4 separate regions of the Homo sapiens genome follow, and regions 1, 2 and 4 are each linked to region 3. A link is an interaction called in ENCODE POLR2A ChIA-PET data of the cell type or tissue named here. Cell type or tissue: MCF 10A. All regions are shown on one strand. Each heading gives the region's core, and the rest is flanking DNA. Links, peaks and the distances in the headings are about the cores only.

What was found. ChIA-PET counts read pairs that join two places held together with the same protein. Peaks named below come from ENCODE experiments on the same cell type or tissue, not always from the same donor. Only the 100,000 strongest peaks of a DNase experiment are listed, where the experiment ranks them.
Region 1: POLR2A ChIA-PET joins it to region 3 with 15 read pairs; 5 of 35 experiments call an interaction of 5 or more read pairs at or near these places.
Region 2: POLR2A ChIA-PET joins it to region 3 with 10 read pairs; 2 of 35 experiments call an interaction of 5 or more read pairs at or near these places.
Region 4: POLR2A ChIA-PET joins it to region 3 with 14 read pairs; 22 of 35 experiments call an interaction of 5 or more read pairs at or near these places.

Annotation. Positions count from the first base shown.
Region 1 is chr12:91,719,759-91,727,406 of GRCh38, forward strand. No RefSeq gene overlaps it. Among named protein-coding and RNA genes, the nearest start is that of LINC02404, 150 kb to the right of the region's middle. In MCF 10A, for the core only: no CTCF peak of the experiment used is centred there; no DNase peak of the experiment used is centred there.
Region 2 is chr12:91,927,893-91,935,540 of GRCh38, forward strand. It overlaps LOC105369901 (a long non-coding RNA gene), which reads right to left. Exons shown (of 6, transcript XR_007063580.1): 5 at 1,330-1,459. Among named protein-coding and RNA genes, the nearest start is that of LINC02404, 56 kb to the left of the region's middle. In MCF 10A, for the core only: no CTCF peak of the experiment used is centred there; no DNase peak of the experiment used is centred there.
Region 3 is chr12:91,774,777-91,782,424 of GRCh38, forward strand. No RefSeq gene overlaps it. Among named protein-coding and RNA genes, the nearest start is that of LINC02404, 97 kb to the right of the region's middle. RefSeq lists an enhancer at 3,548-4,747. In MCF 10A, for the core only: no CTCF peak of the experiment used is centred there; DNase peaks (open chromatin) are centred at 3,015 and 4,355.
Region 4 is chr12:92,131,158-92,138,805 of GRCh38, forward strand. The region is part of intron 1 of LINC01619 (long intergenic non-protein coding RNA 1619); the gene reads right to left. Among named protein-coding and RNA genes, the nearest start is that of LINC01619, 7.8 kb to the right of the region's middle. RefSeq lists enhancers at 1,441-1,510, 3,855-3,914. In MCF 10A, for the core only: no CTCF peak of the experiment used is centred there; a DNase peak (open chromatin) is centred at 3,904.

The sequences.
Region 1 (7,648 bases), core at 1,242-5,241, 56 kb before region 3:
TGAAGAGATGATAGAAGAAAAGAAAGGGAGGGATAGAAGGAAGGGAGGGAGGGAGGAAGGAAGGAAGGAAAGAAAGAAGGAAGGAAGGAAAGAAGGAAGGAAGGAAAGAAAGAAGGAAGGAAGGAAAGAAGGAAGGAAGGAAAGAAGGAAGGAAGGAAGGAAAGAAAGGAAGGAAGGAAAGAAGGAAGGGAGGGAGGGAGGGAGAGAAAGGGAAGAAGGAGGAAGTAAGAGTAAAGGGGAGAGTGAAAGAGAGAAGAAACAAAGGGAGGAGTGAAAGAAGGAAGAAAACAAAAGAAGGAGGAAGGGAGGGAGAGAGGAAGAAGAGAAAAGAAAGATGAGGCGAGAGAGAGAATAGGGAGGAAATAAACTATTGGGGAGATACCTACTCTACACCCAATGCTGTATACACAATGCTTTTACATGCACTTTTATTATGTTTTTACATACATTTTTATTTTAGTCCTCGCTAAAACTCTCCGTTTTTAGATAACATTAATGCTCAAAGGAGCTAAGCTTCCAAATATAAACAGAGGTGGAGTAGAGACGATATTTATTTAGAGTCAATCAGCTCCAAAGCCATGTACTGCACATAATTTCAATTCATTTTGTTCAATTGCTTTATACAGGTTTACTTTTTTTAAGTGAAAGGAAGTTTATTAAGAAAGTAAAGGCATCACATTTTGTTTTTATTTAGGCTTTAGTGATTACAGAGCATTTTCACATGATAACTTTGTTGTATCTTTATAATAATCTTACGAAGACATGTCCTTATCTCTATTTTACAAGTGAAGAATCTGAAGATCAAACAGGTGATTTACTTTGTCTAAGGGTGCATACTTATCAGTGGCAGAATAAGGATCAAACCCCTGTCTATGGCTCTCAATTCATGATCCTTTCTATCATCATCCATAAGGAAATCCATCACATGATTTAAAGCATATCCACACCCACACAGTGCCATGTATCTTTTGAATTTGGTCTTCATAAATACTCAGGAAGGAAATATATTTTCTCACCTTTCATACGTGACCAAACTGGCACAGATCTCTACTAAGAATACTATTTAAAAGGGGAAAGTAGATAATAAATTTGAAAATCCAAAGACAGAGGTAAAGATAGAAAGAAATGCTTCTCAGGATATAAAGGGCAATGTTTTTCTTATTTAGAAATGTCATGTCATTCCTTATTCCAAAATTAACTAAAATATTACTTTATGCTTCTCTTCACCACTCATAATTATCCTTTAATTATATTCAATAAGTCAGAAAATATTGAGGCGTTTTTATAGAACAGTAATAAACCCAGTCTGTGACTATGAGCTTAGGTCTTTCACTAGCTCATTAGATGACTCTGAGATAATTTCTTGGCTTCCTTCTCCCTCATCAACTTAATGCTACTTGCCAATATGCCCAGGAAATGCATGGAAGAAGTAGGATGATTGTGAGACTCCTCGTTTACAAAATGCTCTTAGAAAATCTGTATAGATGCCAACATTAGCGTGGAATTCTTTCAACAATGTGTTTTTAAAAGTTAGAAGCAGAATTGAATTCATTTTGCCAGTTTAGAAGATACAACTTTTCTAAAAACACAAACAAAATTAACATTTACCTGAATATTCCAAAATATTCACAGCATGTGTCTGGAACTTTAGATTCTTCTCTATTGTAATATTTAGGGTATTGTATTAGGTTCTCCAGAGTAACAGAAGGAAAGAGGAAACTATGTGCATATATATGTGTGTAGATGCATTTTGCATGTGCATATACACATATATATGCATGATATGTGCCCTTAAAGTAAATTACCTGTTTGGTTTTCAGTTTCTTCACTTGTAAAATAGAGATAAGGACAGATCTTCATAAGATTATTATAATATTGATACCAAACATATTTAGTACTTGACAAAGGTCCAAAGAATTGATAATCAGTAACATTTATTTGTTAGAATAACTCTATAATATTAATGTTCCTTTTATTTTTACTATTCATTAATATTTTACTTAAATCACCACTGATTAATTTTTTTCTTTTTCTTTTTTACTTTTTTCAAACCTTGTGGCATCTGGTGATAAATTAATTATGTAGAGATATATAATTGTATATATAATTAATGTATTTAAAACATATTAATAATATGATTATTCCTATTTTATAAATGAGGAAACTGAAAGAGAAGTTAAGAAGTTTGCCCAACATTCTAGCATGGCCAGGACATGGTGCAAGCTGCCATGATAAAGTTGTTAAGTTTGCCACTAAGGCCAATTTATGCAGCCCTAGCACTCTTGGACAGGTGGGAAAGAGCTTTCAGGTGCCTGAAGCATACCTCTTCTGGAAACAAGAGAGCAGTAGTTTAGTGTATCATAAGGTTCCTCCTCCTATTAAGCAGCAAGATTCTTCAATAGTTGCTATTCTTTACTTGTCATCATCAAAGCTAAAATGCTGGCTAGAGGCCATATTTTATGCAGATTGCTTGAGTAAGCCAGTTTCTATGTTCCATCCACAAGTGGGGCATGGGGAATGTAACACAGAGGAAGAGATGAGCAATACCTGTATTCCACCTCAGCAGTCTGACCACAATCTACTCATTACTTCAGGCCTGACAACCCCCAGTTCTGGGAGGCCTTAGACTTAACCATGTCTGTTCCTACCTTGACATTTGGATGGAGGATTAAAATAGTTCTTTATATAATTGTATCTATGATATAGAAGAATAATATTCTATCATTCATTCATTCATCTATTTACTCAACATTCTATGTGCATAGAAGTTGATGAAGAGCTTTCACTCATAGCTAAGAGCATTAATTTGCCCATTCTATGCCCATTCAGTTGATTAATATGCCCATTGATTTATTGTAGGTTGAGTGTTTATCACTTAGTACTCTACATCCATACAGTTGGTTAACAGCACAGGTTTTATTATTAGACAGTTTCTGATTTTGGCTCCACTATTTTCTAATTATCTTATCTTGAACAAATTTCTTTCTGACTGTCTCTAGAACTCATTGTCTCACCATAAAACAAAGAAAGTAATATTTTTTTCTCATAAGATGGTTTAACGATTAAAGGAGATGATACAAATAAAGCCCCTAACACTATCTGGAACCTAGGTAGCACTCAAGAAAGTATACCTATGAACATTAGTTACTACCTACTTTTCAAAAATCATAACAGTAAGAACACTCTTAGATAAATAAAATAAAAGATAAATTGAGACACAGTCTCTGACTGCAAGAAATTTATGGTATAGCGTCACTAGACCCCTAGTGGTTCTCCAGCCTGGAAAAAATTGAGAGGGAGATTAACTGATCAGAGACCTTGAATATTGACCCAGCTTGCAAATATTTAACAACAGAATGTAAGATTACAGATTAATAGAAATAAAATACTTGGACCTCTAAAGAGATAAACATATGTATAGCAACATTCTGAATGTTAATAAAGACTATTTTTGAATTGGTTGGTAATAGTAAAATGGAAATGGTAGAAACACAAAATATATTGTACATTAGATGTCATAACTCACTTGATTATGAAAGAACACATTCTTCACTAAAAATAAGTCATGTGCATTATCTATCCACTGATGTGCAATGTCATTTAAGACATTCCATCATTCTCTGCTTGAGCACTCTTCTGTAATCTCATGAGGTGTCCAGGGAAGAGACAATGATAGCCAAGACATTAAAATGTAATCAAGATATGCAAATTCATATCTAAATATGATTTGCTAGGAAAAAGAAATTAATCTGGGCATGGTCAAATAAACAATGTGTAATATGGATAATTAATCACCAAATTAGCAGCTGCAGTCCCTTGAGGAAATTATGCAAATTGAAAAGACCCCCATCCACTGACACAATTACACCACTTAATGGCAAACTCTCAACAAAATAACCCTTGGGAACATCACAAAACAAATAGCCCAATCAACCTTAGTGTCCCAAACTCCACTGCAATATTTAATATCATCTAATATTGTTTCTTCCTAGTTTGAGCTTATTCAGAAGGGCTCTATTACATTTTGCTAGAAAATATTCTAATTCTACATCATGGATGATCCATTATGTGGTCTGCTCAGAGTCTAGTTTTCCCCTATGAATCAAATATCTTTTTATTGAAATCTGAAATATTGCAAATGATAGGACTTCATGAATCAAGAAAGACCAATTATGTATTTCCTGTCAGTAACACAAAAGCAAGAAAATATTGATGCACCACCAAAGTGTACCCTCTGAGGCTTGATGTCACCCATTTATTATGTCAGCAGCAAAGAAAGGATTCCTACCCTTCACCAATAACTAATATCATCATCTCAGGCAGGAATATTTTGTCTCCAAGAATATTAGAATGCTGTCCTATGCCTGCCCCTAAAATATATATAGTAAGTAATCCTATCTTTAGTTTCCCTACTCCACCTACATTGAAGTTAATGACAAAATTAGTCTTATAGAACTCTTTGAGATTGAGCCCAAAAGAACTTATTGGATTCCATTGCTACACCCACCCCCCCAACCCCCAAATATGTGATACCACCTCCAGTGAGATACCAAACCTTCCTGGATAGAAATAAAAGATCCTTCGCTTCCAGAAAAGGATTTATTAGATATTTTATTATTATAATTTTGCTGATGAAAAGACTAATCCTAGAGAACAAATTTTATTAGTACTGTGGTTGCTGCTGGTTTTATTGTATGCATCATTTTTAGATGCCATTTATATGCCTGGCAATAAGGCTAGTGATGCCGTGTATTTCATGTATTTTCCCAACCAATCTAATATGCCCAAGGTCAAAAACTCAGAATTGACAAACCTGAGCTGAAGATTCTAGGTCTTCGGAGTCTCCAAGTAGCATGCTACATGCCATGCCAATCATTATGTCAAGTGATACGCCCAAGATACTGCAGCCAAGATCTCAACAGCCAAACTGGGAATGAAATGCAGCTGTGTTGTCCACTCATTTTTCCATGTGCAGAAAGCCATAACTGATATGAAAGCAGATTCTGCTTATACTGCCAATATTCAATTCCTCTGGCTATCTAGAGGACAGGATTGGACCTCCATAGGAGTCAATGCATTACCTTACCCTGAGAAGAGGGAATTGTAGCTTTCACATATATTTTGCCCTCATTCCTTTATTGTGTTCCTAAACTTAAGAGTGCAATAAAAGCCAGATGAGGACTGGAATCTATTTCTCTGTAAAATTGTTATTTAGGAAGCCATAAACAAATGTTATAAACATTAGCAATGGCATACCCCTCTACCCTTGTTAATCAAATGTCCAAGTCTGTCTGCATCTAGAACCACAAACTACTAGTGTTTTTAGCAGTGAAAGTGTTTTCTGAAAGTGGTCAGAAGTCGTCTAATCTAGTGATTTGCAAGCAATCCTCTGCAGAACATGAGGGAGTCTAAAATGTACCCCAGGGGCCACTTTGGAGTGATACAGGTGAAAGGAGTGTCTTTTATTACTCAAAACAAGCCCCTCTCAACCTCAGCTGAGTTGATGTTAATAAGGTGATATTTTGAAAAGCCCCTAAAGTTGGGCAGCTGGTTTCCAGGGGAACCAACATGATTAGAGGGTTGGAACTTTCAGCCTCACCACACCCCCAACCTCTGGGGTTGGGAGAGGGGCCGGAGATTGTCCTCAATCACCAGTGACCAATGATTTAATCAATTGTGCCTATGTAACAAGGCCTCTGTTAAAATCTTAAACTATGGTGTTCAGATAGTTTCTGGGCTGGTGAGCAGGAACTCCTCTACATGCTGGGAGGGCGGTACATCCTCAACTCCACAGGAATGGAGGCTCCTGTGCCCAGGACCCTTCCAGACCTCATGGCTTATTATCTCTTCATCTGGTTGTCCATTTCTATCCTTTAACTTATTCTTTTTAACACATTAGCAATAGTAAGTAAACTTTTCCTGGGTTCATTGAGCTGTTCTAGCAGATTATCAAACATGAGGAGAGAACTTCTGATTTGTAGCCACGTCAGAGAGAAGTTGTGGATAACCTAGATACCCACTATATGAGATTGGCATCTGAAGTGGGAGGCTGTCTATTGAGGGCTGGGCCCTTAATCTGTGGGGTCTACACTAACTCTGGGTAGTTAGTCTGAGAATTAAGTTAATTTGTAGCACACCTAGGTTGGTGTCCTCTGAGAGCTAGTGAATTGGTTGGTGAGGAAAAATGCTACATACACATTTGGCTTCAGAAGTGTTCCGTGAGTAAGTACAGAAGAAACAGTTTTCCCTTATAGTCATCCTATGTAAGTCAATTCCCTAAGGTCACACCTGAGTGACCAGTGTTCCAGCACTTTGTCAGTGCCTGTTGCCACCTTGGTGTTAAATCTTCCCTATGAACCAGTGTAATCTGTGACTTTTTTAATACAAATTCCATCTGTGAATCACCACTATGACCTCTTTCCCAAATGTCATCTTTTAGCTCTTTGGAGTCAGTCAGGGTCAGATATTGATTTAACGAAGTCGATCTGATAATGAAGTTCTCTTCCTGATAAAATTCAATACAGAGAGACAGCATTGTCTGCTCTGACCCTGAAGCTTTGTACCAAAGTGACCTACTGACTTAGCACACCCCCAGTTCATAGCCTCTACTACCTTTCTACAATAACCAGGAATCTTCTGCTTGTTTGAGCCACTCTTGTCTTATTACCAGATCACTCTGATCACTACCTCTATTACACATTTATTATCTCACTATAGTCCTTTGAACCCCATGTATATGACTGGTTTTCCAGTGTCGAGTTTCCATTCTTACTCAAAAACTTTGGCTGGAAACATTAGAGTCCCAGTTCTGCTCCGGTCCACCTGCGTAAACTTAGACTAGCATTGTTTGAAATAACACTAGATTAGATAATTTATAATCGTATATCTATTGCTAAAATTTTAAATTTCAAAATTATTTAAAATCTTAATTGTGATTTTATTGTTGATTAAAATTAAAATATCTGCTCCACTTTTTTGGGTGAGGGGATTTCTGTAAATACAACATGAGCTCATACGTTTGAGTGATTTTTGTTAACTGTATATAAAACCAAAGAAATATATTGTGATTTCTGGACCTGGTTTCAGTTACATTATCTCTATGTTATAATGTAAAGTTGCAAGAAACACCAACCTACAGAGAGTTGCATTATTCAGATGTTTCTTTAAAGTTTTCCTGAGCTTCATACCCTTGAATTTTCTGTGCACTAAGATGTGAAATCCCTGAGCTTTGTGACATTTCTGTGATCAAGAAAAAGAAAATAACAAGAAATCCTATCTAAGGAAGGAGGCAGAAACATCAAAGCAGATAAGTAAAGGAGAAACATCCATATCCCAAACATGTCGACCGATGGTTTTTATTGTCACAAAATAGTGATATCAAGCACATTCTTTCAGAGCAAAGTCTAAAGACAGCTACACAAAAATGAAAGCTGAGTGGGAAAACTTAATTGGAGATTTGATTGTGTCCAATCCCTAACTTTTAATCTTATTTTTCATTGAACTCTGCACATACAACATACATATCAACAAATATATACACATACAGATATATAACCCCGGGTTTGCTTAACTACAGAATATGAAGTAAATAAGAACCAGGCAACCACTTCACACTTGCCACTAGACACATTATTTGAGTAAGTTGTGA
Region 2 (7,648 bases), core at 1,600-5,599, 150 kb after region 3:
AGTTATTTTTTCAGCACATTTCTAATATTATTCCACTGTCTCTGGCATCCTTTGTTGCTACTGATAAGTTAGCTGTCAGTCTAACTGCCACTGATTTGAAGCTATAGTGGACTCTGTTATGTGCTGCTGTTATCCCTTTTAGGGACTGAAATTACCCTCAAATACTGAGAATGCTAGAAATTGGTCTTAATGGAAGAGAGCCACTTCAACCAAATTCATGTCCCATTCCTGGAGGCAGGAATCTGAATACTTTTCTGATTCATAAACCAGGTGATATGAAAGGCCGCCAGCTTTGAGTGGGAGCCAGGGCAAGAAATGACTCTCCCAGCAGCAAGTCTAGGCTGTGATGTAGATGGTTTTGCCATTTGGGCCACTTGACTCAGCAGAACCTAAATAGTTAGAAGTTCAAATCCCAGTAGGAGTATCTCCTTTAGAGTTCTGAAAAAAGGTCATGCCTTCTGTAGCAGAGAATTATACCCTTTTTCAAAAACTGCTTAAGTGTGATAATTGGTACTGGAAAGGCTAAGTGCCTGACCATGATGCACAAAGTGATCTCAAACCCAAAACTTCTCAATAGGAGCTGGGTTCTACCAGACACACCAAATTGGACAGTTCCAGAAGTTATCCAACATGTGCTGGAAGAGAAATATCTGGGATCAAAGCCAGGGCAGGGCCAGAGGTACAAATGTAAGGCACAAGAGGTGAACCCATGTCACTCATGGTGATTCCATTCATGATTCTTCCTACCCCAAGCTGATGAAGGGGGAGGAAAGTCAAGCTTGATTCATAGATGGGCTGTCTCATGACCATGAATGTGGGTCAGTATGTGGGTATAAGCCAAAAATGGACTTTGGCTACACTACATTCCCATTAAGCGATGGACCTTGAAGGTGAGGTCTGTGAGGTGAAATTATTCCAATGGGCAGATCTTCAGGCAATAATATACCTCGTTTTCTTTATGTGGAAAGAGAAGTATCCTGATATAAAATATACATAGGCTCAACCAGTAGCTTATCTGGTTAGTTGGAGACTTGGAAGAAGAAATATTAGAAGATCAGGTATCAGAAAATGTGGAATAGAAGCATGTGGATAGAACTTTGGGCCTGAAAAGAGATCTTTACATTTGCATTATATGTTACCACTACTATAGAGTATCTTCCAAGGAGGAGACACCAAGCAACCAAGTACAGAGAATAACTTGGACAGTTGACATCAGTCAGCCTCTGTCACCTGCTATCCTAGAGCTGGTACAATGTGTTTGTAAATGTAGAACAATGACGACAGAGAAAAAGGCCCTGCACTGACCCACAATTATGGATTTCCACTTACCAAGGTTGCTGCTGAATGTCCAGCCTGTCAGCAACATTGATTAATGTTGATCCCCTTATACAGCCTCATCCATCGAAGAATCAACAATCCACTTAGTGGTATAAGTTGACTTCATTGAAGCCCTTCTACTCTGGAGGAAACAAAGATTCATTTTGAATTGCCAGTGCATATTCTGGATGTGAACTGAATTTCCTACCTACAAGACTTCAACCAGAACTACTGTTTAGGGCTTATAGTTCCAGCCACTTAATTGGATTCCCATATAACATTGCATCAAATCAATGAACCTACTTTATGACTAAGGAAATAGGGTGATGGGCAAATGCTATGAGATCCACTGGACTTATCACATATCACCCACAGGGTGAAAGACTGAGAGAGTGACATAAATGCTGAGTGGTCCAGGGGATTTGAGGAAACCTAGGATACGAGTTCAGGGGAGCCACATTTTATTTTCATAGGGTGTGGGCAACGCTATGGACATTGCTAGAAAATTCTGGTACATTCCTAAAGGCCTGGCTGGTACAGTTAATACAAATATATCAAGGACAAGGTTAACACCAAAAGACCAAGCAGAGGTAGTAGGGACCTGATAGGGATGTGTGGACCAAACACACTTCCAATGCCATGATGATTGTACATTCCTGGGATGGGGGGAGGCAGTGGGGAGGGCCAGGGCCAGGAGAACAGAGAACAGCCCTTGTAGGTAGTTTCACCTTTGAGTTAATGACCAAATTCTGGGTGGAATTAACAATTCCACTGAGTTTCAAATGTTTAAACCAGAAGAGACCATAATAGCTTTCAGTGACAAGATTAAGAGGTTTTTAACAGCAGCAAAAATGGGGGTGCCAGGGCTAAATAGAGCTCAGTAATATAAAAGGTAAAGTTATGTTAATATTTCTTCACATCTGAGCTGTGACTATTTCAAAACACTACACAGGCAAACTTTTTACATGTGGGTGCCCTAGCAAGTAACTTTCAGAATTTCCTGGGACCTGACTCAAAATTAGCCGTCATAGTCTATTCTCATCCCTTGGTGGAGGGAGGAGGAGGGAAAGAAGAATTCAACTGAAGAGGAGAAGATAAATTCACCTTACTTTAAAAGCACAAATCAGTTTTCTTTTACTTACCATTAAAATATTATTTAATGATTCACTTATAGGTACGGGCACCTTCATAAAATACTCAAAAATGCTTCAAAACTGACTCTCATACATGATTGACAAGAATGTAAGACTGCTCCATCACTGTAGAAAGCAGTTTAGCAGTGCCTCAATAAAGTTAAACACAGAATTAGCATATAACCTGGCAAGTCTACTCCTAGACATATGTCAAAAATAATTGAAAATAGGTGTGCAAACAAAACTGTTTACAATAATATTCATGGTAGCACCATTGATAATAGCGTAAGGGTAGAAACAACCCAAATGTTCATCAACAGATAAACGGATAAACAAGATGTAGTACATCCATATAACAGAATATTATTCAGCCATAAAAAGGAATGTAGTTCTGTTAAATGCTACAACACCAGTGAAGCTTGAAAACATGCTAAAAGTAAAAGAAGCAGACACAAAAGGCCACATAGTGTATGGTTTTATTTATTTGAAATATCCAGAATAGGCAAATTCATAGAGATAGATAGCAGATTTGTGATTTCCAGGGGTTAATTGGGGAAGTAGTTGGAAATGATAGCTTAAGAGGGTACAAGGTTTCTTTTTCATGCAATGAAATAGTTCTGGAACTAAATAATAATGATAGCTGCATAATATTATGAATGTTCTTAATGCTACTGAATTGTATGCTTTAAAATAATGGAACTTGTAAGTTTCATGTTATGTGTAGTTTTTCTACAATAAAAAATTATACAAAATTCAATTAATAGGCACTTTCCTTGTTCCCCAAGATCATTTTTTGTCTCTGAGAAAGTTTTCTGTAGTGTTAACTGAAATGGGTCAGTTCTTCCTTGTGGGAGGCAACCCAAGACTCTGATTGCATTGTGTAAAGTTGGTCAGCTGTTTTACAAGGCAAACACCTGGCACCAAACCCTGAGCTCTTTAAAGAACTGCTAGCTAAGCCTCTTCCCCAGGGTAAATTCAAGGAGAAGTGCTATGAGTCTGAGCTTGCCAGATTCGTGTGGGCCACACCCAGAAGTTAATAAGTTGTTCCAAACTCTACATGCCCCATCTTAATCACTAGTTCTGCTCCCAGTTTGTAGGTTCCCATAATCATGTGGCTGCTCGAATGAGAACAGCAAAAACCACTTACAATTTGGAGATGAGACAGAGTCCAGAAAGGGAAGAAAAGTCATGAAAATATAAATTTAGCTTGAGGTGTACCATGAACAGAAGGCAGAGACCTAGAATTAGGCCTTGTTCTAAATTTCAAAATTGTCAATATAGTGGTGTCTCTGAAACAGTCATTCGGGTGAGGAAAACTCTCAAGTAGGGGCTAGACTCCATTTCCATCAGTACAGGGAACTGATCAAAGAATTCAACATTTTAGGAATTTAAAACAGCAGATTCTTTGGTCTAGCTGATGACAACTGGTCAGAGCAGCTTGCCATAACTTAAAGCTGAGAAAACCAACCTGTGAGTAGCAAAGAGTAAAAACTACAGTTACCTCTACCCAAAAATAACAGTTAAAAGTACTAGCTTTTAAGTTAGAAGCAGGTCAGCAGTCAGCAGTAGAAAAGTACAAGTACTGAGAGGTAGGCAGGAGCCAGATAATATAAAACCTTCAAGTCTGAATTTTCTTCTAAGTACAATTAAGAGATACTGCAGTGTTTTAAGCAGGAAATTTTATGTCATCAAATTTATGTTAATAAAAGATCACTCCCTCTGGTTGCAGTGTAGACGATGGAAGATTGTAGGAATCTGAGAACTGAAGCAAGAATAACTGCCAGGACAAAAGCTAGATGATGGTGGCGTGGACCAAGGGTAAAATAATAGATGAAGATCTAGAGAAGTGGATGGATTCTAAATGTATTTAGGAGCAAAGTCTATGGAACATCCTGGTGGAATAGCTTGTTCTTTAAACTTCCCTCCTTCCTTGAAAGCCATCTTTAACAGCACATTTACAAATAAGAAAAAATCTAACACTTTAACATTGATGGCCCTCTAATATTATCTCTCACTGTTTCCTGTTCTATATCCAACTCTCTGTAGATATATACTTGCATATTTGGCTTTCCTTCTCTTTTTTAATCTTAAGACTTTACTTAATATATCTTTTAATTAAGGCATAATGTTTATATACATTACAATGAAGAGAGCTTAAATGTACAGTACAATGAGTTTTGACAAATGACAAATGTGTACACTCATGAAACCCAAACCATACCAAAGAGAATATTTTCAGTAACTAAAAAGTTCCCTGTCCTCCTTTCTGATCAACCCCAATGCCAACCACAAATGCTATTCTGATTTCTTTCAATGTATATTAGTTTTGGATTTTTCTGAATTCTGTACAAATACATTGATACATAATGCATCCTTTTAGTTTGGCTTCTTTAGCTAAACATAATGTTTGTAGAATCCATCCACATTTTTCACATGTCAGTGGCATGTTCCTTTTTTATTGCTGTGTAGTATCCCATCAAGTGAACATGTCACAATTTGTTTATTTAGTCTCCTGTTGATGAATACTTGAACTGTGTCCCGTTTGAGGCTACTATAAATAAAGTTGCTATGAATTTTTATGTACAAGTCTTTTTGTAGATACATGTTTTTATTTCTTTTGGATAAATATTTAGTGACAAAACTTGGGGGTCCTGCAGTATGTGTATGCTTAACTGTATAAGAGATTATCATAGCTTTCCAAAGTGGTTTTTTCATCCTACACTCCAACTATCAATGTATGAGGGTTCCTATGTTTGCCATTTTCTTTTCAATTTCGGCCATTCTAATTGGTGTGAAGTGATCCCGCATTGTGGTTTAATGTGACAACAAGTGATGTTGACCACATTTCATATACTTTTTGTCCATTTATATATCTTACTTTGTGACTTTCAGGATGTTTTCCTATTTTTATTAGATTTTGTCCTTTTATTATTGATGTGTAATGGCTATGTATTCTAGATACAAATTCCTTATCAGATGTATGTTTTGCAGAGATTTTCTCTGTTTGCATTTTACCTTTTTCATTTGTAATGTCTTATGGTGAGCAGAAATTTTTAATCTGAACAAAGTCGAATTTATCATATTTTTTCTTAATATTAGTGCTTTATGGAGTCTAAAAAGTCTTTGCTTATCCAAGTAGGCAAACTGTTGATTCTTTCTTATAGAAATTAACAGGCTGCTTCTAAGGTTACATGAAAATGCAAAAGATTTAAAATATCCAAAAATGATCTTAAAAATGAAAAGAAAATGTGGAGACAAAAGCTACTTATTTTAAGACGTACTACCAAACAACAGTAATCAAGACAGGATAAGTGCAAGGACAGACTGATAGATCAATGGAAAAAAAGAGAGTCCAGAAATAAACTCATACATATAAGGTCAACTGATTTTTGACAAGAGAGCCAAGACAATTCAACAGAGAAAGGAAAGTCTAATCAACAAGTTATTTTAGAATGACTGAATAAATACATGAAAAGAATGAATATTAACGTTTACCTCACACCACTCAGAAAAATTTATTAGAGATGAATCATGCAGCCACAGATGAAAACTAAAAATATACAACTTTTAATTTAAAAAATTATTTATCTTCACCTACATTTTTCTCCTCCCTATCATTTTCTTTGACAGATTACCCATACTTCAAAGCTGAGCTCAAATGTAGCCTTCTTCATGAAGCTTTTATGACCATGCCTGTCAGAAATAAGTGCTCCTTCTTCTAACTCTTACAACAGTTTCTTTGTGCTGTTGTAAACATTGTACTATGGTCAAGTGTGTGCATGTGTTTACATGTATACATATCACAACTGTCCTTCTAAATGCTGTGTTCCTTGACAAGGTGCTATTCTTCACTAAATCCCCTGAACCATGCAAGAGGATATACATCCAACAGACTGTGCAATGGTGTATGGTAAAACATCATCCTGCAGAGTACACCAGTACCTGCAACAGGGTCTAGGAAACCATCAATAAACAACTGATTGCAAAGTTGTAATTCCATACAGAAGTATTGAGGAAAAAAGAAGGAAAGGGAGGAAGATAAAGAGTTGCAGCTTGCTTATCGGATAGAGAGGGGAACAGTAGGATATAGAGGCAGATCAAATCCAAATGAATTTTAGTAAGTATGTCAATATACATTTACACTCTTGCTGGTAAATTTCTAGCAAGAACATATTGTCAAAATTGGACAGGACCTTTGTGTAAACAACTATAAAACCTTTATCAAAACGTAATGTGATCTCTGTAAGTTTTTCTTTTGATGCAATCTAAGAGCATTCATAAATAACACTCTCTAGAGAAATCAATTGGTAGTAAATTTGACCTTCCCCTAAATGATTTTCTACATATGTCTATTCACAGCAAACATCTATGAGACCAATATTGTGAATAATTTTATTACCATTGTCACTACTGAATATTTTGCTCTGAAAGACTCTCTTACTCTCTCTCTTTCTCTCTCTCTATATATATATGAATACACATACATTTTATAAAATGAATAATTTATATTTATTTAAAAATATATTATTACTTTGGTACTTCTTGCATTGTCTCAAGCAAGAATACAGTCAAGAAAATACTCAGGTTCATGTCTCACCCTGATTCAAAAAAGATTTTGGCATGACAAAGAAACAGCTCTAATGAGCAAGATGAAATGGGAAGACAATAATAAGTGACTTTTCTAAATTGCTCAAATTTTTAATTTTAGTTGAACAATATAATGAAGCCCATTAAAATCACAGCTTATTTGTGAGACTACATTTATAACTTTCTCAATAGACCCCTATTTATTCTCTGAAATCATACCTTTGTTTCAAAGACTGAATCATCCTGGTTGTATCGGTATCTTAGGATTGTCTCTTTTTCTTATGAAAATATATTTGCGTTCATAGGTAAGATATTTTTAAATGAACAAATAAAAATAATCTAAGAATGGCTGCTGCTTTATTGTCAAGGTACATTTATTTTACATGCAGGCTCTAAAGTACTTAGAAGAATAAAGCTATTACTGTCTTGTTATTGTTACCATCGCTACTGTTAATAAGATTCTGCAGAAACACTAGACTAAAGGGCAAGGCCATCATTAAAACTCTTGATGTGATTTCACACACTCAGCCACCTTACTGGTAACTCCCTCTTCCTCCCCCAGACTTGGTTTCTCCTTAATTTGCAGCACAACCCAAGGTTAACAGGAAGAG
Region 3 (7,648 bases), core at 1,969-5,968:
ACCCTATGAGAGTAGTTTTGCCTTCCACCACCTAGCAAGGATAGATTTATACCGATATGCCACCTACATAGTCCAGGTGTCTTGTGTCTTGCTGGGGGCTTGGCACCCGGAAATGGCAGATGGGTACTGAGATGCAATGTGGTTAGTTCCTGGATCATTTTTCTAGAAGCAAAGCTTTAATTTTGTACTGGCTTCTTGACCCTCATAGTCTAAGATATCCACCACTGCTTGCTCCTCTTAGATTTACCATATGCTGATGGACTACTCCTTAACTGCTGTGAATTGAGTTCTTTAAGTAATTCCCTACACAGAAATTTCTATGGTTCTGAACTAGGGGCTAGGACTCAACATTCATTATGACACTTAAGGTAAAGTTTCCATTTAACATTTATAGACTTCAGTTTTCTCTAAAATAGTGTTATTAAGACAAAATATTATACATGTGGAATGTATAGTGCAATCTCTAACTCACGAGAACAATTCAATAAATGAAAACAACTGGTCGGGCACGGTGGCTCATGCCTGTAATCCCAGCACTTTGGGAGGCCAAGGCGGGCAGATCATGAAGTCAAGAGATTGAGACCATCCTGGCCAACATGGTGAAATCCCGTCTCTACTAAAAATACAAAAAAATTAGCCGGGTGTGGTGGTGCACACCTGTAATCCCAGCTACTTGGAAGGCTGAGGCAGGACAATCGCTTGAACCCGGGAGGTGAAGGTTGCGGTGAGCCAAGATCGTACCACTGCAATCCAGCCTGGTGACAGAGAGAGACTCCATCTCAAAAAAAAAGAAAAGAAAATAAAAGAACCATATGTGTAGAACTTGATAAAGGTTGTGGATAAAATGATTAATAAAAAGTTATAGTGTATAGACTATATTAGGATCTTGAAGTTTTATTTTGGTATCAGCATCGAGCTGCCATGAAATGACTATTGACCTGTCCAGGTGGCATCTTTTTTATGCTTGTTGGTGTGTATAAAGTCTGCTAGTAAGAAATTAGTTGATTCCGCCCTATAAACATTTTTAAATAAAATTAGAGATTGCAGGTGTCTAACAGAATGCATTGAGCACAAATTCTGGTGTTGGCTTAGTAAAAAGATTGTGACTTTGACTTCAGAGAGAGGCAAGTTCAGTTCTTGCCCGAACCACAAAAACAGCTTCCTAACCTTGGAGCTTGGCTCTTATAATCTCAGATCCTCTCTTTTCTTATCCCTAAAGTAACGATGATAATACCTCCTTCTAGGATTAGAAAAAAATAATAAAGTTTTATACATAATAAGCACATAATAAAGTTATTGTAATGAATTTAGTTTCTAGAGGTTATTATTATACATTTAAAATAAGAATGTACTTAATGTGGATTCAGATGCCACAGAAAAATAAAATCTGAGTTCACATGTAGCTGAATGCTTGGGTCACTAGAAACACTAATCATAGAGCAAGGTTCCCCACTATTGCTAAAGCAGTGGATCATCAACCACATTACAAGTTAGAAGAAGGGCATTACCCTCCCCTGCTTGCTCTTCCTTAATGTCAAAAAACAATAAATACATAGAAGAGACTGACATCCATTATCCTCTGGCCAAAAGAATCAAGCCTTCCCTGCCTTTTCCTGCTTTTCTAGTTTCCTTCAAATTTCCCTCCAAACTGATCTTAAAATTGCAACCAACCCTGCTCTCTGGCTCTTATCGCTTCCAGTCTAATATGCAATTTACTTTTCCTTTTGGTATTTATTTTCTGTGTTCTCCTCACAAACATGTAAGTTCCACAAGAATACAGATTTTTATTCACTGATGTATTTCAAATACCTAAAACAGTGCCTAGTATTGAGTAATATTTATTGAATATAGAAATAAAGTTTTAGTATTGTTTTGCAAAGATTCTATTTTGAAAAAAAACAGCACAAAATAGTATTTTTGGGCTGAATTCATAAAAATTATTGAAGACATTTTAATTAATGATAAATTAGCAGTTTAAATACAGTAAACTAAAACAAAGCAAGCCTATCTTTTTCATTGTTTTGAGCTCTTGATTTTGTTTTTACCTAAAACTGCTTGTTTTAGTTGAATCATGCTCTGTTTTCCTTTGGTCGTTCAGCAGTGATGTTTTCTGCACACAGGTCTTCAAATAGCTATGAAGAACTTGGTTGTGTGTTTGACTATCTTTTTTCAATTAAATTTCCTCAAGAACACAGTCTTTCATACATGTCCTGCTCAGGGAATAAACTTGAAGTTCTGCAGCCTTTTTTTTTTTTTTTTTTGAGACAGGGTCTTACTCTTTTCCCCAGGGTGGAGTGCAGTGGCGTGATCTTGGCTCACTGCAGCCTCAAACTCCTGGGCTCAAGCAATCCTCCCATCTCAGCCTCCCAAGTAGCTGGGACTACAGTCATGTGCTGCCATGCCTGGCTAATTTTTTTTTTTTTTTTTTGTAGAGATGGAGGGGTCTCACTCTGCTGTGTAGGCTGGTCCCAAACTCCTGGGCTCAGGTGATCCTCCCACCTCAGCCCTCTAGTAGCTGGGACTGCTTGTGGGAGCCACCATGCCCAGCTAATTTTTGTATTTTTTGTAGAGATAGGGTTTCATCATGTTGCCCAGATTGGTCTTGAACTCCTGGGTTCAAACAATCCTCCCACCTCTGCCTCCCAAAGTGCTGGGATTACAGGTGTGAGTCACCATGCCCAGCCGAGTTCTATAACCTTGAGGACTGTAAATACCTATAATATTTGGCCTTCATCACACAATGGTGTATTTTAAAGAATGAAACATTTAGGGTCTCTGCATAGCTTCACAGCGATGACCTACACCAGGGTTTCTCAAAGTAATGTCCAGTAGTTCCCCTTATCCAGTAGCCTTGATTTTACTTTCCAAGACTTCAGTTACCTGTAATTAATCACGGTCCAAAAATATTAAATGGAAAATCCAGGAGTAAACAAGTCGTATGTTTTAAATTGCGTGCCATTCTAAGGAGCTGATAAAATCTCCCAACGTCCCCACTCCAACTTGCTCAGGACATGAATCATCCCTTGTCCAGGTATCCATCTTGTACTCACCACATGCCTATTAGTCACTAGTCACTGTCTTGGTGATCAGATTGACTGTTGAAGTATCTCAGTGCTTATGTTCAAGTAACTCTTATTTTACTTTTATTACAATAGATCAATTTTATTACTAGTTAATGCTGTTGATCTCTCACTGTGCCTAATTTATAAATTCAATTTTATCGTAGATAGGTAGGAAAAAAGTAGTATATATAGAATTTGGTACTATTCAAGGTTTCAGGCATCCGCTGGAGGTCTTGAAACATACCTTCTAAGGACAGGGGGAATAATGTATATGCAAATCACACGGGAATATTTTAAAATGTACTTTGTGAATAGGGAGAACTGGGGTGCAGCCCTACATACTGCATTTATAATCAGTTCCCACTTAATGCTGATGTTATTGTTTCAAAAAACACCTTTTGAGTAGCAAAAGCCCAGATGACAATTTCTTATTTGCATTAGCCTATTTCCTCCTCAGTTGAATTTCAATTTGATTTCTCAAAGGGCAAAAGGGGAAGAACTTATACACATATGTTTCATAGTTTAAAACCTAAGTCTGGTCACATTTTTACTCAATGATATTAAGTATAGATTTCAAGTTTGCATACAGTAGCATTTACTATAAAATAGGAGAATGTTACTTTTTAGGAATAATCTAAGGACAGGTGTAGATGTTATTTTTTAATGAGGTTCAAATTTAGCACTGTAATGAACCTCACTGAAAAAGTAAAGCAGGAAATGGCAGATTTGTTTTGATAGAAACCAAGAATTTTAAGTGTGTGTTGGCTTTACACTGTCTTTGAAACTGTGCTATGAAAACACAGGATCCAGGAAATGAGCCCAGCCAAGTGATTCCACTCTCTAAAGATGTCAAAGTCGGTTCTCTGCAATATCCAAATGTTCCTCTTTTGGAAGTGAAATGAGGAAAGGCCTATATAATTTCTAGCTGAGTAAACGAAGAGTGCTTTATTCTCTTATAAATCAGTTACAGTCCCTTAAATAAAAGCATGCTTCCTCCTGAAAGCAGCTGAAAGTTTCATCTCTTTAGAAGAGGCTTTGTTTTCTCTGAAAATGGGCAGGGGGACTAATTAAATTAATTTTTCTTTGTTCCTTTAAGAAAAATAAACTTAAAGAAACGGAGTATCTGGGTGTGTATGTGGAAGAAAGTGACTAGCTCTGATGACCAGGCACGTCACAGTTTCTTGTTTTGACTCAAGAATGATAAAACAGTAATGGCTTTGACCCATTGCCCTGCTGATGTGCTGATATGAGTTTGCCATTGGTCACTGGAAGATCAAGGTCTGCCTTTCTGCTGACCAAGCATTCTCCTAACTATTAGTCACTGTCTTCACTTAGAGCTCTCTTTCATGACTCAGTGCAGCTCTCACATTTGGGCTGGGCAAAACGGAAGTTCTTACTTAATTCAACCTGCTGCAATAAAAATTGAAACAAACACGTCGCATTCTCCTTTTTCTTAAAAATTTTGGTAACATCACTGTGACTAGAGCAGTTAGAGAAACTCTAAAGCAGAAAATAAGAAAATCATTGCTTAATGTGGGATTTCGATGTGGCAGAGTGAGAGTTTTTACGGCTATACTGACACAGAAGCATTTGCCTTTGAAAATGGGTAAACTGAGCTTAACATTTTCATGAGGCAAATTAGATGTAATATCTCAATATCTCATAATTTTCCTCTCAGAGAACATCTGTTTTCTGAAGGAAAGCTGGCAAACCGTGTTGCAATTAGAAGCTGAGACCATTTATAGTGAAGTGAACCTCAGATTACTGAGGTTGACACTCTAAAGCAGGGATTCTTTACCTAGGAATCATGCCTATATTATTACACTCTGAAATCATGTAGGACACTGGTGTAATTTACTAGGAGAGGGGACATTAATTTTCATCTTTGTCCAATGGTTCTGTGATTCTCCAAATAGGTGAATAACCATTTCACTAGTGTCTATCAGCATTTAAAACATTCATGACTTTGAGCTAAATATCCTGTTTCCAGGGATTAATCCTACACAAATATTTATCCTGGTGAACAAGATATTTTAAAATATTATGGCATGTTTATATTATGGAAAACTCTAGTAAGATTAAAAATAATAAAGCTCACTTGGGAAACTGTCTAAGATGTATTAACTTAAGAGTAATTTGTTCATCAGATAATCAATTAAGCATCAACAATGTCAGGCACTGTGTTTGCTACTAGGAATAAAAGTAAACAAATACTGACCTTTTTTATTTTTATGATACTTGAAGTCTACAAGAGATCAATATGTATTTATAATATGTAAATAAAAATATGGGTTAGTGATTGCTTGCAGGTGTTTATTTACATATACTTATCAAAACTCTGGAAGCATATATATCAAGAAGTAAGATTTTAAAATCTGAGACTTGAAAAGGAGATGAGGAGAGATTTTTAGTTTTTTCTTCTATTTTGTTTGATTTTATTAAATACAATATATTACTTTTGTAATACCTCAATGCTTATTTTAACCATTTATTAAAACTCTGGGCTGAGGTAGGGAAATGTACAACATTAAACTGAGTGTTGGCTCTGGTTGTTGCAGTCTTCACAGTAAAAAAACAACACATAAGTTTTGGGTTTTTTTTTTTTTTAATGAGTTTTTGACTGATCTTAAACAACCGGCTAAATTACGTTTTGTATTTAAGATAATTTTGTCCACTAGATCACTATTCTGTTCTTGTACACACAAACCCTCTGGTCTTCAAGAATGTGGCTGACATATCAGATAGTTTATGAATCCACAGTGTCATTTGGTGTGCAAAACACTGACCTTAACCCTTAAAGAATAATCAATTATTGGGGTTAAATCTGCAAGTGTTTTATTTAGTATCTAACCACCAACTATATGCCCTTGAAGAACTTTTCTGGTATTATTTTTTTACTCTCCAAAAGCTCAGGCCTTGATACTTGAGTATTATTTATGTCATATTTTACTTATGTAAGTCTTTGTGTGAAGGCCTCCAAAGATATCGTGCCTATTTTGTGATCTTGTTGTTTATAGACTCTTCTATGAAAGCAAAATATATGCATTTGGCTGAGTACATTTGGAGCCAAGGTAGGGGAGCTGGAATAGAAGAGTCCTTGAATGGTATTTGAGCATTATCTTTTTTAAAGAAAACATTTAAAAAGCACATTAAAAATTACTCTTGCATGTTACTTTAGACAGAGAGATCCCTAACATTCGTTGCTTTCTAATTTTCCTCTCCTTCTGGGGATACAATTGTGTCACACTTTCTAGCCACTTTGTAGTTTGATGGGGCCACATGCTGGTGATGGCCAATGGACTGTGTGTAAACAGATGTGCATTAATTCTGAACCAAACCCTGAACAGAGAAAATCCTTCCATCACACCTTCTCCCCTTCTCCCTTTCCTGGTGAATCTGAAAGCCACACTATAGCCAGAACATGCAGCTATAAGGTGGAGCTGTCCAATAGCTCCTTTGTTAGCCTAGATCTCTGAGTGTAGGAGCTTCATGGATACTAGCCACCTTGGAGAGTGGCATGGATCATAAGCATAAGAAATAGGGCTGTGGTATGTTTGCAACGGAGACTTCAGTGCTGTTTTTTCCTGATGCGTAATCCAGCCTCTTCTGACTAACAGCCATGTCTGTGCCTCATGAAATTTCAGTTACTTTTAATTTAATTTTGTTTAAAATATAGCTTTTAAGAGTCTGATACATACTAGGCACTGTGTTTGGTGCCAGGAATACAAAGATAAAAAATCTCATATTGAATGGGCAAAAACTGGAAGCATTCCCTTTGAAAACCAGCACAAGACAAGGATGCCCTCTCTCACCACTCCTATTTAACATAGCATTGGAAGTTATGGCCAGGGCAATCAGGCAAGAGAAAGAAATAAAGGGTATTCACAGAGGAGGAGAGGAAGTCAAATTGTCTCTGTTTGCAGATGACATGATTGTATATTTAGAAAACCCCATCGTCTCAGCCCAAAATCTCCTTAAGCTGATAAGCAACTTCAGCAAAATCTCAGGATACAAAATCAATGTGCAAAAATCACCAGCATTCCTACATACCAATAACAGGCAAGCCGAGAGCCAAATCATGAATGAACTCCCATTCACAATTGCCACAAAAAGAATAAAATACCTAGGAATAGAGCTAACAAGGGAAGTGAAGGACCTCTTCAAGGAGAACTACAAACCACTGCTCAAAGAAATCAGAGATGATAAAAACAAATGACAAAACATTCCATGCTCCTGGATAGGAAGAATTAGTATCATGAAAATGGCCATAGTGCCTAAAGCAATTTATAGATTCAATGCTAATTCAATTAAACTACATTCTTTACAGAATTACATTGACATTCTTTACAGAATTAGAAAAAAAACTATTTTAAAATTCATATGGAACCAAAAAAGAGCCCATATGGCCAAAACAATCCTAAGCAAAAAGAACACAGCTGGAGGTATAACGCTACCAGACTTCAAACGATACTACAGGGATACAGTAACCAAAACAGCATGGTACTGGTACAAAAATAGACACATAGACCAATGGAAAAGAATAGAGAACTTAGAAATAAGACTGCACACCTACAAGCATCTTATCT
Region 4 (7,648 bases), core at 1,447-5,446, 360 kb after region 3:
ATTTTACTTTCTTCCTTCCAGTGCTAACTCTGCCCGTCCTACTCTCGCAGCAAGCACATATGTAACACACCCACACACATACACACAAGACTCTATTTTGTTCCCTTGAAATAAATTTCTAGTGAAAGTTCCCACTGAAAAAACAAACTATATTAGACCAGAGATCTGTACTCAAGGTATTGAAATATATTTTTACTCAACAATACCCTAAAAACCTTGAGCTATGAAATAGGCTACTAAGCAACCTCATTTCAATTACCTTTATCGTAACTTGATTGCCTAACATAAAGTGTTACACTAAATGACTAAGGTTAAAAATAACTTTGTCCAACTACACATTTGGATGTTTTAATTTCATTCTACACGGCAGAGTATTTTCCTATCTAAGTTGACAAGTTCAGTGTGAGTAGGTGGGAAGAATAAAAACAAAGGGATACTCATTAAGAAATGAAGGTAGGACTTTTCTCATGAAAAGAGAAGGGCAAAAATACCTTTCAGAGCCAAAGAATCATAGCCAGCATTTTGATAAAGGACAAACTTTGATCTGCATTGATGAATCTGAGAGATCTTCTGGGAGAGATGCCATAGATTATTACAACAAATTATTAGCAGATTCACAAGGCTATAATCACTATCCGTATCCATGGTACCCAGTTTCAAATTAACATGGTTATTTTACTTGTGTTCCCAAATTTAACATTAGGGAATTTTTGGTTGTGGGTCTGTTATCACTAGAAAAATAGATATATTGGTGCTGAAGATAATTTTGAGATAATTAGACAAGACAGTTTAGCATTTACAAGAACAAGTTTGGCAGTTGAAGAATCTATTTATATGACTTAAAAAGAAAAAAAAGGTGTCATGGCACCTGTGGTAAATGTTTGCTTTGGATAAAATTTCTAGATCTGCATGAAACCTCACATAATATCACTATTGCTTTTCAAAGCATAGTTCCTTACTTTTTTTTTCTCATTCATTCCATTCCTCTTTCCCCCACAAGCTTATCCCACCATTTTTAATCAAGTGGCCAGAATTATCTGGTTATTTTTAATTGGGAGCTTTGACAGGGATTCTTTCTTAAACCCAGAGATTTCTGCCTCCTTTTTAGCTTTGCTAAGACTCTCAAGAGTGGGAGAGAATCATATCTGATAGTGATATGGACCCAACATTAACATGCCAAAAGTATTCAATTTTTATGCAGCAAAAGGAAGACAACTTAGACTAGATAGCTACAGCAAATTTCAAAATGGAAGGCGACATTCTTACTTCTCAGGCTGGGGAGCATGGGTGGGGTAGAATTCATGGTGAAATGTATTTGAGAAAGTACCTTTTCATCCATCTTTGATAAGGAAAGTGAAACCAGAGAAATATTCATTTTTATGTCTTAACACCAGGGACTTTCTGTAATGCAGGAATAGGCCAGATACTTGCCAGCACCTTAAAAAAAGTTAAGTGTTCCATGCTGTTTAAGTGACTGAATGATAAAGTTAATGTACCCTTGCTTTTCTCTTCAGTCATATATACAAAAGACCAGGGGCTCTAAATGATAACAAGTCTTTGTACTGTAATCTCAGATTTGGTAAGGAATAGGTGTTTGAGATAACTGAATTTCCCAGGTATTTATATATCAACAAGAAAACTTTTTGTTTTCAACACTTGTCTGTTAGCTTGCCTAGCCATATGTCCTGCCAAAACATTGAGTGCCTTGCTGAACCTGTTCATTATACTGAACATCAATTCTTATTCTATATTTATTGATATACAGTTTTTTTAAAAAATCAGACTTATATTTTGAAGTTCAGGTCTTCTTATAAGCCTGTTTATTATGATTTGCAATTATCTCTAAAAGGGAGAAGAAGGTGTGTGGGGACAGGGCGGAAACTCTGCTGAATTTTCCAGAAATCAAAGTTGTGGTGACTCCTATGGCATGCAATAACCAGAAAACAAATAAAAAGTGGTCAGGAAAATAACTGCCAAAAATCAGGTTGGTTGACATTATAATAGAGTACCCAAGAATGCCAAATTATAATTATATATTTGGGGAGAGATAAGTCTCAAAGGATTTTGGAATTCACTCAACTGTTTGAATGGAATGTTCTTTCCCCAGATATCTCCTGAGCTGTTTCTCTGGTCTCCAAGTTTCTGCTTAAATGTCACCTTATCAGTTGAGGCCTTCCCTGACTATTTTACTTAAAATAGTTCCACTCCAGCAATTCCCTCCCTCCCTCTCTCCTTTTTCAGACAAGATCATGCACAATTTTGCACAACTCCAGGAAGTAACACTCACAGAACTAACACAGCAGCTCTGATCGTCAGCACCTGTCACCATCTAACACAGCATACATATTCTTTGCTTATTTACCTCTCTGAGGGCAGGGATTTTTGTTTGGTTCACTGCTATATCTCCAAGTGCCCAGAACAATACTGGGTGCATAGTAGGTGCCAAATAAATATTTATAAATGAACAATCTGTTAATCTAATTTTGGCATCTTCTAAAGCTCTGGTCTAAGAGTTGTCCCTGACTTTCATATCTTCCTGTCTAATGGGAAAATCAGACATGAATGCAAACAATTACAATGCAACAGGATCAGAAAAGAAACCAATGCTTGGGGAGGTGATATGTATTGGTTAGAAGCTAGTGCTTGATCTTACACAAATCTGGATGCTAGCTCCAAATCAGCCCATAGCTGTGTGACCTTGGGCAAGTGATATAACATCTCTGTATCATAATATTCTCAAATGACAGATGACTATAACAACAAATGTCTACATTTACAGGCTTGTGATGAGGAGTCAGTGAGGGGATGCACAAAGGTACTTAGCACAGTCCTGACACTCAGGAAGGCTGCAGGAAGTGCCTGAGGCATCAGGACAGAATTTTACAGAAGCAGAGCAGCAGAACAGGGGGTTGAAAGCTGCCTAGTGGCACTGGGATGGCTTGCCAGGAAGAGGCACGAATGAAGGAAAAATTGTCCTCAATATGCACAGAGTTAAATGTCACATTGACTTGTCCTGTGCTTAATGAGTGATGGGATTCCTTTTTAAAATGAGGAACAAACCTACTAGTGAAATGAATGTGTAATCAGAGTAGGCAGGAGCTTCTCCAATTGAAAATGGGTTATTAACAAGTCTTTCCACTGACCAAATCTGGCTTTAACCCACGTTATATCTTCACTGATTTGCCATTCTTTCTAAAATGGAGTGTAGAGGGGAAAAAAAAAGCAAAAAGCCCAACTGGTACTGAAATATTATGTATTGCTGTGCTGAGAAAGAAATGCCTAAAAACCACCACCACAGCCCACCAGTGCTTTGACAGCAGAGGTTTTGTTAAGCAGACCACATTGACCCTCTCAGGAAAAAAAAAAACAGTTAATTCAAGATCTGGTCCCAGATCAGGTTCCAAACGAGAACCTGAAAACTACAGGGGGAAAAAGGAGTAAGCTCCCTTTTCAATCACTATCCCTCAGTAGATCCCAAACTCATTAAGAACAGTGTTTTTAGGACAAGACTTTGTCTCTGATTCAAGAATCTTTCAAGACAGTGACACATAACCCTTAAATTGAATCAATTTCACAACGAATTGCACTGTAACTTAGGTCAATATTCTAAATGCTCTCTGGCAACTGATGTTGAGAATTTTGAGAGGAAAAGAAGTACTCAAGGCTAGGACTCAGCTATATAACACTGGCTTGACACTTGTCCCCTCTTCTTATTTTCATAACTCACTATAGAGTGACATAAACAGGCTAAAATGAAAAATAGGGGAGGAGAGAAAGGTATTATGTAAATGTGACATTATCACAATCTTTTTTGATTGATCAAGATTCTAACGCTTAGGCCTAATAATAAACAGGCAATCCTTAGTAAGCTTATGAGTCAGTGATGGGGATATGACTCAGATTTTACTTTAAGGATGAAAAACCCATAGCAAATTGGGCAGGGATGTACTATATTACCAACCCCTAAATCATAACTAGTCGAAAGGCAACGGTTTCTTCTGGAGACAATTTGCTTCATGTTTAAAGTAACCACTGCCGCATGTTTAGGAAGCAAAAATAAAAGTTATAAAAGGAGAGGGAAAACAACTTATTTCTAATTTGAGGCCTGGCTCCACAGCCATATTTCTGAATCAAACATTAAGCGTCCCAAAACGGAATTTTCTGCGGTGGCAAAAATGTTCTAGCTCTTGATCAGGGTGTAGATTATATGGGTGTGCAAAATTCCCTGAACTCTTTGCATTTGATTATACAGATTTTTACATCAACTTAAAGAAAATAATTTAAGTGGCCCATACTTTGAAAGTTATTGTCCAGGAGGTACGTATACTCAAAATGTAAACCTAAAATGAAACTATTTTTTAAATCCTATTTAGGCTGGGCGCAGTGGCTCACACTTGTAATCCCAGCACTTTGGGAGGCTGAGAGGCAGGTGGATCACTTGAGGTCAGGAGTTCGAGACCAGCCTGACCAACATGGTGAAACCCGTCTCTACTAAAAATACAAAAACTAACTGGGTATGGTGGCGTGTGTCTGTAATCCCAGCTACTTGGGACATTGAGGCAGGAGAATCACTTGAACTCGGGAGGTGGAAGTTGCAGTGAGACGGGATCGTGCCGCTGCACTCCAGTCTGGGCACTCCAGCCTGGGCAACAGAGTGAGACTCCGTCTCAAAAAAAAAAAAGAAAAGAAAAGAAAAGAAATCCTATTTAAATAAAACTCCTTTGCAAAAATGACAAGTGCTATATTTTAAAGATATAGAAAATATTCAAGATCTGTTTGAATTGTGCTGTTTCATACACCATGAAAGTGACTCTAATCTAGTAGCTCACAATAAAATCCATCTTTTTATGCCAAACTTTTAAAACGTTAAAGGGTCACTAATATCTGTATCGGGAAAAAAAAAATCAATCTAGCCGTTTGGAAAAACCCAGCCTTTGAGTTCCATTTGGGTCCTTTTTGGACCAACTCCCTGACACCTTCATTAGGAAGTAAACACACTGCTGGTTGCCAACGCTTTAAAAAGAGATAATACTGTTAACAAGGCCTATAAAAGCGAGGTGACCATATGTCCTGGCTGATGCTTATAGTCTGTGTTTAATAATTAACAGCACCCTCTTTTACTCTCAAGAATCACGGTTTGGTTGATAAAATTCTCAAATTTTATCAACCAAAATGGTCACTCAAATGGTTATCAATCAAATGGACACGCTACCTGTAAAGCCCCACGATTTGGCCTCACTCCCATTAATTTCTCTCCATTCCAGTTTCACTGGTCTTTGTCCAACCCCTCCTGTTCACCATTACTCTTGAGCCAGGTTTTGTGCATATTCCTCTCTCTCTCTCGCCTGCCTTCTCCACTTAAACCCCTACTCATTCCTCAGATCTCAGCTCAAGTGTCCCTTCCTCTGGGAAACCTTTCTATGGCAGTCCTATCTCTCTATTAGAGCTCTCAGGACACCACTTCACCACTTCCCTTTTCCTCAGCATGTCTCAGATCCAGCCCAACATTTGTTGGATAACCCTCTCTCTGCCACTAGGTTCCAAGCTCATTGAGGGCAAGCACAGTGACTATTTTTGCAACCCTAGTGCTTATCACAGTACTTGGCACATGGAGGGACTCAACAAGTATGTGTTTAATAAATGAATGTAAGAGATATAGGTGATAGACACAAGACAAAACACCACTTGTATATTAATGACCAGAAAATATCTTAAGAAAGTTAAAAAATAACTGAAAGACTTAAAGGGTAGTGGAAAAAAGTGCAAGAATCTGAGAGGGAAAAAGAGCTTGTATCTAGTGATATTACCTAAGAGCTCCATCCTTAATTGTAACAATGACTACCGGCTTGAGAGAGAGAAATATTCCTGACAACACTGGCCACCTAACCCTTGTTTTAATGGGTTCCAAACTCTTATTCTTACATCACAATCTTAAACATTATAGGGGCACACTGACTGACTTATAAGGCTACACACATAGGTTCAAGCATGGCCTGAACCACACACGAGCTTTAAGATGCAAGACTTCTGAAAGGGTCAGAGGCTGATTTTCCCTAGAAGTCTCTTCAGGTTCAACAAAGAATGGGTCCTTTGTTTCCTATAGGATTGCAAAATAAATTAGCACAAAGCTCTGCTGGCTATCTACTTCCCTGATGTAAACCATAATGCTATACAAGCCCAACAGCAAGCTATTCAATGAGGATATCTGCACACAGAAAAAGCAACTTGAGTATAAACTAAAAGAATCCGTGATCACTGACTCATTTATGACTGGCTAGGGGAAATCAGTTACATTATTAGTGATTCAGGCAAACATTGCATCAGGTTACATCACAGGAAGAAACTCAAATTCAAACTGACAATTTATAAAAAGGCTGCTTTTCTTTGCAGTAAAGGAAATACTCACACCACTCTAGATTAAGAAGATTGAGAACCACTGAGTTCTGTTTAAAAATCACTGTTTGAAAATCTCTTGCAAAAGCATGGCCAAATACCAATGGTTTGAAGGACTAAAAACCCTGGGAAAAGTCAACTTCATATAGCAAAGGGTTGTTGTGAGGATTAAAAAACATAATGGAAGCAAACATGCTTTGTACAGGGCTACATTGCTATATATGTTCGGTTGCATTACTCCATCTCTCAACTTAAGGTGTCTTCAATATAGACAAAGGATCTGAAGGACTCTTTTTTTACTGAGAAAATAGCTCTGAAAACCACAATGTTAGGCACACAGCTCAGGAAAGCTCTATAAAATAAGATGCAAGGCCTGTGTTGTCTATTTCCATCCTTCACAATGGAAAAGCAGTTCATTTTCCTTCCTATATTATTGTATTTCAAAAACGCAAGTACATTTCTTGCAGCTATAGGCTAAAGCAATCTTTCAAGAAACTCCTAACAATCATACTATGATCAAATTGTTAAAACACACACACACACACACACACACAAGAAAACAATCAGCTATATTTTGTTGGCCTCCATGATAGAGTATTCAAATTCCAAGAATCCAAACATTCACTAGCTATATGATTTCATGTTTACCTTGACAACAAATGACTTGTCTCCATTATTACACAAGGAATGATGGGCTCAGAGAGGCTAAGCAACTGGTCCAAAGTCACAAGTTGGTACAAGTCAAGATTTCAACTTATTGGTCTGAGTCCCAGACTAGTATTCTTTATGCTAAATTCCAACTGCCTCTCAAAGAAAGGAGCCTAATTGTAGACTGCTATATGCCTCCGGAACATAGTGAAAGAGTTTCAAGGCTGAAAATAACCAAAGATGGCCAACTCACAATGAGAAGTTAAAATACATGTTCCAACAGTGTAAAAGAAGGTAGATAAATCATGCATCACAATGTAACAATAGTTAAGAGTTTGGATTCTGTGATCAGAAAAGCCTGAATTCAAATTGTGAATTAGCTGTTTACGAGCTGTCTGGCTTTAGGGTAAATTACTTAAGCTCTCTAAGCCTCAGTTTTCTATCCATAAAATGAAGATAAAAAATACTGACCCACTTGCCAACCTCATCCAGTTGTTGGAAGGTCAAATTAGAATATATATTGATAACTTGAAGACTCACAAGTACAATTTGTGGGAAATACAACTCCATTTAGTCTACTGACTTGGGACAAAACTGCCATAAATCA